2 separate regions of the Homo sapiens genome follow, and region 1 is linked to region 2. A link is an interaction called in ENCODE POLR2A ChIA-PET data of the cell type or tissue named here. Cell type or tissue: GM12878. All regions are shown on one strand. Each heading gives the region's core, and the rest is flanking DNA. Links, peaks and the distances in the headings are about the cores only.

Region 1 (4,401 bases), core at 91-4,090, 370 kb before region 2:
TAACGAACAAACGATCAGAAGTACTTCAGAGCTGAGGCATGTAAGTGTGACTTTTTTCCCCATTAGAAAAAAGTTAAGGTATATTTAACATACAGTAAAATTCACCCTTCTAATGGTACAGTTCTGTGAGTTTTGACAAATGCATACAGTTCTATGAACACTCCAGTCAAGATAGAGAATATTTCCACCACCCCCAAAGATTCCGCTGTGCCTTGATTGTGGGATTTTTTAAGAGCAGCTTTACTGAGATGTAATTCATATACCATAAAATTCACCTACTTAAAGTGTGTAATTCAGTGGTTTTCATATACTACATTTAAAAAAATTAGTTAAATATATACATATAACATACAAAATTTGCCATTTTAAGCATATTTAAGTGTACACTTCGGTAGCATTAATTTCATTTGGGATGTTATGCAACCACCACTCCTATTTCTAGCACTTTTTTTTTTTTTTAAATCACACCAAACAGCAGCTCTGTACACATTAAGCAATAACTTCCAATTCTTACCTTCCCCAGGCCCTGGTAACCACTGTTCTACTTTCTGTCTCTATAAATGTGCCTATTCTAGGAACCTGTTATCGGTGGAATCATATAATATTTGTCCTTTTATGTCTGGCTTGTTTTACTTAGCAAAATGTTTTCAAGGTTGTAGCATGTATCAGAACTTTGTTCCTTTTTTAAGGGTGAGTAATATTATATTGTATGTATAGATCACATTTTATTTATCTGTCAGTGGACATTTAGGTTGTTTCTACCTTTTGGCTATTGTGAATAATGCTGCAGTGAATGTTAGCATACAAGTATTTGTTTGAGTCCTTGTTTTCAGTTCTTTTGGGTATGTATATACCTAGGAGTGGAATTGCTGGGTCATATGGTAATTCTATGTTTAGCTTTTTGAGGAACTGCCAAACTGTTTTCCACAGCAACTGGCCACTTTACATTCCCACCAGTAATGTACAAGGGTTCCAATTTCTACATATCCTCACCAGCACTTGTTATTTTCTATTTTTAAAATTATAGCCATCCTAGCAGTATGAAGTGGTATATCATTGTGGTTTTGTTTTGCATTTCCCTGATGACTAATGATGTTGAAGTTTATTTCATGTGCTTATTAGCCATTTGTATATCTTCTTTGGAGAAATGTTTGTTCAAGTTCTTTGCCCATTTTTTGAAAAAACTGGGTTTTTGTTGCTGAGTTGCAGGAATTCTTGATTGTAGGCTTTGATTAGAAATTTCAGTTGCTAACTAATATCACCCCTGGAGTTTGTATTCTCAATTAGGGGTCTTCAGATGTTAACAATGGTGTGTGGTAAATGTTTAAAGCTCTGATTTATGGCATTTGCCAATTTCCATGGTCAATTCCAAGCTACCAGTCTGACCCCTCACTAAGGTAGCAAAGGAGTTGGGAAGAGATGTACACAATCAACTCTTTCTAGCCAGTGCTATTGGGCTTCCAGCATGCAACAGAATGTTAACTCACCACCCTATGGTGTAGAATAAAACTAACACAGAGGCATATTTATCACAGTGTCTACACTGAAACTATTTAAATTAAATTAGACATAACTAAATAATTTTCAATTACAACACTTTAGCTCCTTCAATAAAAGCAAGAATAATTATTTGTTGAGCACATCATATGCTAGATGTGCTCCAAGTATTAATAGATATTATTAGTAAATAGAGGAGGAAATGTAGAATAAGTTAGTAGTAGGCTGGGACTTGAAGTCAGACTCCAAAGCCCATGTGTTTGATCTCTTTACTGCACTGTCTTCTATCCCATTAGTGGAATTTACTTACTGAATGTTGACTACTATAAACAGAGTAGACTACTTTCTTCTAACCCCAGGGATGCTTCTGTGTTACTTTGTACCCTCCAGCCTCTCTAAATCCTGTTCAAATTGGAATTGAAAACTAAAGCTGTGGTGGTACCACATATCAAAGAACTGTAAGGGGTTAAAAATATCCTTTTCCTCGTTGCAAAAAAAGCATGTGTTGTAAGAAAAATTTAAGCAAGCGAGAAATGGCAAAAATAGAAAGTGAAAGTCCCCCATAAACCCATCTGCCAGAGATAATCATTATTAACAACTAGCATTTATTCTTTCAGAGCTTTTTCTTTACACATTTTTTTTAAAATAACAATGGGATGATTCCTTATAATCTGAGTCTCTTTTCACTTGATAATATAGTTAGGCTATTTTCCATGCCAGTGTGTATAGCTCTACTTTATTCATTTTAACAGCTTTGCTTCATTCATTTTAACAGCTACATAATATCCCTTGTGTGAAGGAAATGTAAGGGATTTTGAAGGGCTATTTTGAAGAAGTGATGATAGGTGGCACATGGGACAAAAAGGTTGAAAACTACTGTTGGGTACCAACAATAGAGGCACTATACTTTCCATTTCTCCCCCCAGAGGCTACTATAACTTACCTGAAACCATAAGACGAAAATCCATGAGCACTGGGAAGAGTTACAGGAAAACTCAAACTAAGCTAGTCAGGGATAATTGAGAGATAAGACTACATATCAAATTCCTTCACATGTCTTTAGGGCTTTACAGCCCTGGTCTTTGAAACTCTATTTGGAATCTTTCTTAATCTCCAGTAGGCCCTGCTTTGAGTTTGGGAAACATTGTTTTCCAGGAAATACAACCTTTTAATTTCCCCTCATCTGTTCCTCATCTTGAGAGATGGCCACCATCATGTTTTCTTGCTGTGATAATCTGTCAGGTTTTTTTTTTGTTGTTGTTGTTGTTTGTTTTTGAGACAAGGTCTTGTTCTGTCACCCAGGCTGGAGTGCAGTGGCGTGATCATAGCTCACTGCAACCATGAACTCCTAGGCTGAAGCAATCCTCCCACCACAGCCTCCTGAGTAGCGGGGACTGCCACCATTCCTTGCTTTTTTTTTTTTTTTTTTTTTTTTTTTTTACTTTTTTTCTACAGATGGGGTCTCACTATATTGCCCAGGCTATTTTGGAACTCCTGGGCTCACATGATCGTCCTGCCTTGGCCTCCCAAAGTGCTGGACTTACAGGCATGAGCTGACATGCCTGGCCTGATATGTCAGTTTTCAGTGGTTGTCAGTGTTTCTTTGTTTTCTCCTCTGTCCTAGGCACTTGTCACTAGGAAAGTGCCTAATGACTCCATCAGGTGTGGCATTTATTATTGTTGCAACAGGGAATTGATAAGAGAAAAGAAGGCTATCTGGGGGATGAGTTAGCCAAGAAGTGGAAGAAGACAGCTGTTATTAGGTTGCTGTCAAAATAGCTTGCTTTACTCTCTGGCATGTATCACTCCAGGGAATGAAATAATCCAAGAATGATAAGCTCTCAATTGCCATCTGTTGGTTTGTGATGCTGCTTGCCTTGTTCTAGTTAACATTGAACACTGACCTCACATGGCACTTGGAGAAACTTAGAGGAGGATAAGATGATCATAGGGTGTAAAGCAAACTGACTGAACGCTTGCAGAGAGATGGGCTAAAGGCCAGTGGTATCAGTTTATCAGGATTTGTCTGCCTTACACTCTCTTATCCTTCCCTCTTTACCCCAGGGAGCTGGCAGAATGGTGTTTCCTCTGTAATATGACATATTTAGATTCTTTTACCAGTTTAAAGAAGTTAATTTAATGGGGGTAAAGGGGGCTAAGTTTTTAGGGTTGGGGTCAGGTACTATCCTTTATAAGAAAGATTATGGGTGTTTGAAGCTCATGAATGGACATGTCATTATCTTTCAAATTACATGCTAAGGATCAGGTTTGTATCGTATGTATTTTACTATGCCTTCTGGTCCATATCTCAGACAAACCACTCTGTGCCAGCTGTGCTAGGTGCCAGCAGCCATGAACTGTGCCAGAGACCCTGCCTCCCTGGCTTAGGTTGATTGGACTGAGTGGCCACCTGTCACCAAGACAGCCCATCTGTCACCTAGCAGGTAACATGGGCTTGACGAGCTGAGAGCTGGGCCTTTTGTATTCCTCTCTTAGGAAATTAGAATTGGGAAGCTGAGAGCCTAAGGCAGTTTGTAACGGAAAAGAGCCAAAAGATGATGGGGAGTGGAGCAGTCATGACAGTTCATGTCCTAGCTAGTTTTTTGAAGGGACAGAAACCATGAGCAAACAGAGGGACCTTGCAAGGGAGGAACAGAGATGCCTTGAGAGACAGAAGAGCTGTTTCCTACAGACACCATGAACCCAGAACCACTTTCCAGTTCTCCTGAGGCCCAGCTTTATCCTACCCTAGGATTCAAATGGGATACCTGTATTCTTTCCACAAACCTCCCTTTTCTTGAGCCAGCTTGAATGAGACTCTGTTTTCCCACAATGGAAATTATCAGACCAGATCTAGGCTCCTACCTTTACAATCGACTTCTGGGTTGAGTCAACAACAGTTGG
Region 2 (4,401 bases), core at 199-4,198:
AAGTAACAATTCATGAAGTTGTGAAGAGTAAATGAGATAATTCATATGAAATATTCAGATAGGACCTGGCACAGAGCATTTAATAATTGCTACACATTACTATTCCAACTACTAGTATAATGATGACAATGACGATGTAGCCACAAATAAAGACAAGCTAGATCTTTAAATACTGATGTGCAATGATATCTCCAATATAGTATTGTGATAAAAGCAAGTTGCAGAAGAGTAAGTATAGTAGGATCTGATTTTTGTTAAGGGTATTATATGTTACACATACAGGAAAAGACTGGAAGGATAGACAGACTGTCAACACTGGGGAGTAGAATAGGAGAGGTAGATTTTCCCTTGAGCAATAATTAGAGTTGTTTGAAACTAGCATGTGCTACTTTTATAATAAACAAAAGATGTAAAGGGAAAAAAAAGCTCCGTTTGGAATTCCGAGGACAGTTAATCCCACCAGGCTTCACATCCCCCAGTTCTTGGCCACAGCCCAAACGTTAAGCCTCCCTGCTCGTCATCTGTCCTCTCCCATACCATCCTCATACTGCTCAGTGCTCCCATCCCTGCCACCCCGACTCATCCACCTCCCCACTACCGCCCTCTCTCACTCTTCTCAGTACCCTCTGGAAGCCCCCACCTTGCAGTAAACAATTCCCCCTACACCCTGGATAAATTTTACAGAGCACTATTGTCTACCTCCGGGCCTGGAAGTGCTGAAACCTGAGTCTCCACGGCGGATCTCACGGCTTTGCCACCAGCGCCCTCTAGTGGACACTGTCCACACTCCCACACTACAGGCACCCTAGGGCTGGGAGGTGGGGTCTGTGCTCTAGCTTCCCCTGTTTGCTTCCAGGCTGTTAGTCCTCCGTCCTCAGCCAAGAACTCCTCCTTCTCATGCCATCTGGCTACTTCTCTCCTCGTTGACGCTTCTTTATAACCATCCCCTCCTGGTCAACCCCCCCCCACCCCCACATTCAACGAAGAGTTCGACATCTGGCTCATTGTCTTCTTCTCCACCCCAAGTCCTGACATCATTCTGGGTGAGTTGGACATCCGTGATCCATGTACAGGACACACTCTCATCCTAGCCTTACCATGCTTCATCATCAGTCAGAACCCCCTACCATCTACACCTTGCTGGCTGGCCTCAACGCTCTTCTTTTTACCTCAGGAGGCTCTCCAGTTTTTTGAGCCCCCTCCATCCATTTCTTCCATCCCATCAGCCCCTTTCACCTTACTACCTTCCCTCTCCATCCTGGAACATGATGATGATGATGATAAGAATAACAACTAATATGTATGTGCCAGGCATATACTACCCATCTTATGACATCATTTCAGTAATCTCATGTTATCCTCACAATAACTTTATGAGGAAGATACTATTGTGGTTTTCCTTTTAATGAGGTGACTGAGGCTCAGAGAGGTTGAGTGACTTACCCAAAGTCCCACAGCAGAGATGAGATTTGAAGTCAGGTCTGTTTGCTTTCAGAATCTTGCGTATATCCCCAATTCCCTTGCCCTGTGTCTTTCTGCTGCATCCATGAGGCAAAATCCTAAGTCTGGATAAATTTAACTGACAGTTTCCTCCTCTGTGCTTATGCCCAGATGGAGGAACATTGCTGGAGAAAATCCCATCACTTTGTTGGTTAGTCCCACCAGAAAGTCATAGTTTCCAACCTCAGCGGGGCCCTCAACTCAGCTAAACAATCCTTCTAAGTAACTGTCCTGACAATAGCACTTGCAAACTTTCTCCACTGCCCTCTGGAGTCAGACTGTCTGGGTTAGAGTCTGCTTTGGCCACTTCCATGCTCCATACCATGCCAGCCTTTAAGAAAGGGTGAAGTGGAGGAAAAAGGATGAGGGGAAAGGGGAAGTGATATGTATCGAGTGTCTTCTAGGTACCAGCCACTGTGCCAGGTGCTTTGCATGCAGTGTTTCATTTAATCCTGCCAGCAGCCCTGCAAGGGCAATACTCTTGTTATTTTTGCTTTACAGAGGAGGAAGCTGAGGCACAGACAGGTTAAGTCACTCACTAACGTGACACAATTTGTATGTGGAGAAGCCATCTCATTCGTTTAGACCTTCCTTATCTTGATGAATTATTGTGACAAGCTGATAAATGGGTCCCCTGTTACCTATCTCATGCCCTACAATCTACCTTCCATTCTGTTGCTGGGACAATCTTTCTAAAATGCACATCTGACAGTGCTACTACTCTGCTTAAAGTCCTTCCAGAGCTTCCCCTCAGTCTTCAGAATGAAACAGAAACCTTTGATCTTAATGATTTGGCCCTGTCCTTCCTTTCTCACTGCATCCACTACCACTTGCCCATGCAGTCACACAGTACTATTTTTGGCCACCTGATGACACCTTGCTTTCTTCTGAAGAAAGAAGAAAGCATATATATATATATTCTCTGCCTCCCCATCCTCCACACCCTTTCCTGCCCACTTTAAATGCTCCTCTTCTGTGCTTTCACAGCATTCATGTTTATCCCAGTGTGTTATAATTTCCTGCTGTCTTCTCTGTTTCCCCCATTAAACTGGAAGCATCTTGAGAACTGGGATTGTGCCTTAGTCATCTCTGTACTCCCCAGGGCCGTAGCACCAGAGCCATGGTTAAATCTATGTTTGTTGAATGACTGAATTAATGAATGAATAGAGTGAATGAGAGAAGAAAAAGCTCTCACTTGGAAAGTTTAGTGACATGAGCTGTATGGTATCTGATTCTTGGCTGAAGCTGCTGCAGTTTTTCCCTATGACTACAGTGCTATAAAAATATGTCTGCACATGGATAAAGACTGGAAGAGAACTTTCCACACAAAACTAAGAGTTGTGTTAGAGTGGTGAGTGATGGATGCTTTTTTCCCCATTTTCAAAATGTTCTTTAGTGCTGCTTTTGGATTGTTTTGGCAATGTAGCAGACATTGTAGAAATGGAATTTGGGGCTCCCATGGAGGAATCGACAACCAATATGTATTGATGCCCAGTGTACTCTGCTGGGTTCTGGGTGCTGTGGGGAGATGGGTGGGTAAAGGCGACTCATTCTGACTCAGGTTTGCATGGTCAGGAATCTTGCCAATTACGTTGGATTTGCTGGAATAAAAAGATAACTTTCAAGAATTTTCCAAGCTCCTGGGTTGAGGTATTTCTTTTCTCCCAAAGCTGGGCCGCAAACAAAGATGGCTTTTGTTTGCAGTAAAATACTCATTCCTTCAATTTTGTCCTGCAAAGTGACTTCTATAGCTTTGGGAGTCAGGTTTGCTGAGTGGGGAAACTGATTGTCCATGCTTCATTGATTTAGAAATGACCAAAAATGTTTGCCTTTTCTGGCTCTTGAATAAAATGTTTAGGAATTTCATTGGCAAAATGATGAAATTGTTCCCTTTACTGCTGCAAGACTTCCAAAACTATATATCGTGGGTTAACTTAACCCAGAAGAGGCAAAAAAAAAAAAAAAATGGGAAGCAGACTCAGATGATTAACACTCTGCCTTAATTGGGTGCTTACTCACTCTGCCGTGGCAAGGCACTGTGTTCTGGACTTTGGAGATATCTCATTTAAAACTCTCAACAGCCTGTGGGTAAGGGACTGTTATTGTTCTCATGGTAGAGATGGTCAAACTGAGTTTCATAGAGGCTCAGCTCTGAAATCATGAGACCAGGATTTGAAGCCGAGTTCAGCTGGTTCCATGGGCACACACTAACCATTTGGCAACAGTGCCTCTAGACTAGTCTGGCTACAAAGGGACAGAGGTATGTATTTATTTTGATTTAACGAACCGTTGTTTAATGTTTACCATGTCCCGGGCACATGGTAACTGCTTTAAAAATGTTAGATTATTTACTTCTCATAGACAACCCTGTGAGGAGGTACTATTATTAATATCATATGACAGGTGGGAAAATGGAGGCACAGGGGTGTTGAATCACTTGCCCGGGGTCACTCAGGCTAGCATGTGACAGAGCTAGAGTTACAATCCAAGTGGCCATGTTCAGGTGTGTGGCCCATTACCTTGACTCTGTGCTGGTTAGCATGCTACCCCCTGTGCCCTGTCTGCATAGCTCTGGCTCAGAAACACTGAAGACATGGGCCTCTTTTTGTAGTTTTGTAACAGATTTGTACTTTTTAAAGTATTTTCCACCATTAAAGCCATACGCTCTGCTTCTAAGCGTCCTGTGGGGTTGGTGGGAAGGGTGAAAACATACTCCTGTCCTTCTATAGCAAGACTAGCTTAGAGGCAAGGTGGCCCAGTGGTTAGAGCATGCCCATGGTGCCAGTGAACTCAGCTTCAAATCCTGGCCTTATGATTTCAGAGCTGAACCTCTCTGAATGTCTGTATCACTATCTTTGCTAAAGGAAGAGGAAGCTTTCTCCCGATATCTTCATTTACTTC

Evidence for each region. ChIA-PET counts read pairs that join two places held together with the same protein. Peaks named below come from ENCODE experiments on the same cell type or tissue, not always from the same donor. Only the 100,000 strongest peaks of a DNase experiment are listed, where the experiment ranks them.
Region 1: POLR2A ChIA-PET joins it to region 2 with 5 read pairs; 1 of 35 experiments calls an interaction of 5 or more read pairs at or near these places.

What each region holds. Positions count from the first base shown.
Region 1 is chrX:110,041,686-110,046,086 of GRCh38, forward strand. The region is part of intron 2 of TMEM164 (transmembrane protein 164); the gene reads left to right. Among named protein-coding and RNA genes, the nearest start is that of MIR652, 11 kb to the right of the region's middle. In GM12878, for the core only: no CTCF peak of the experiment used is centred there; a DNase peak (open chromatin) is centred at 1,985; H3K4me3 peaks cover 695 bases; H3K27ac peaks cover 472 bases.
Region 2 is chrX:110,412,557-110,416,957 of GRCh38, forward strand. All of the region lies in intron 1 of RTL9 (retrotransposon Gag like 9), which reads left to right. It also overlaps a transcript of AMMECR1 not described here. Among named protein-coding and RNA genes, the nearest start is that of RTL9, 56 kb to the left of the region's middle. In GM12878, for the core only: a CTCF peak has its summit at 773 (motif pointing left); a DNase peak (open chromatin) is centred at 2,345.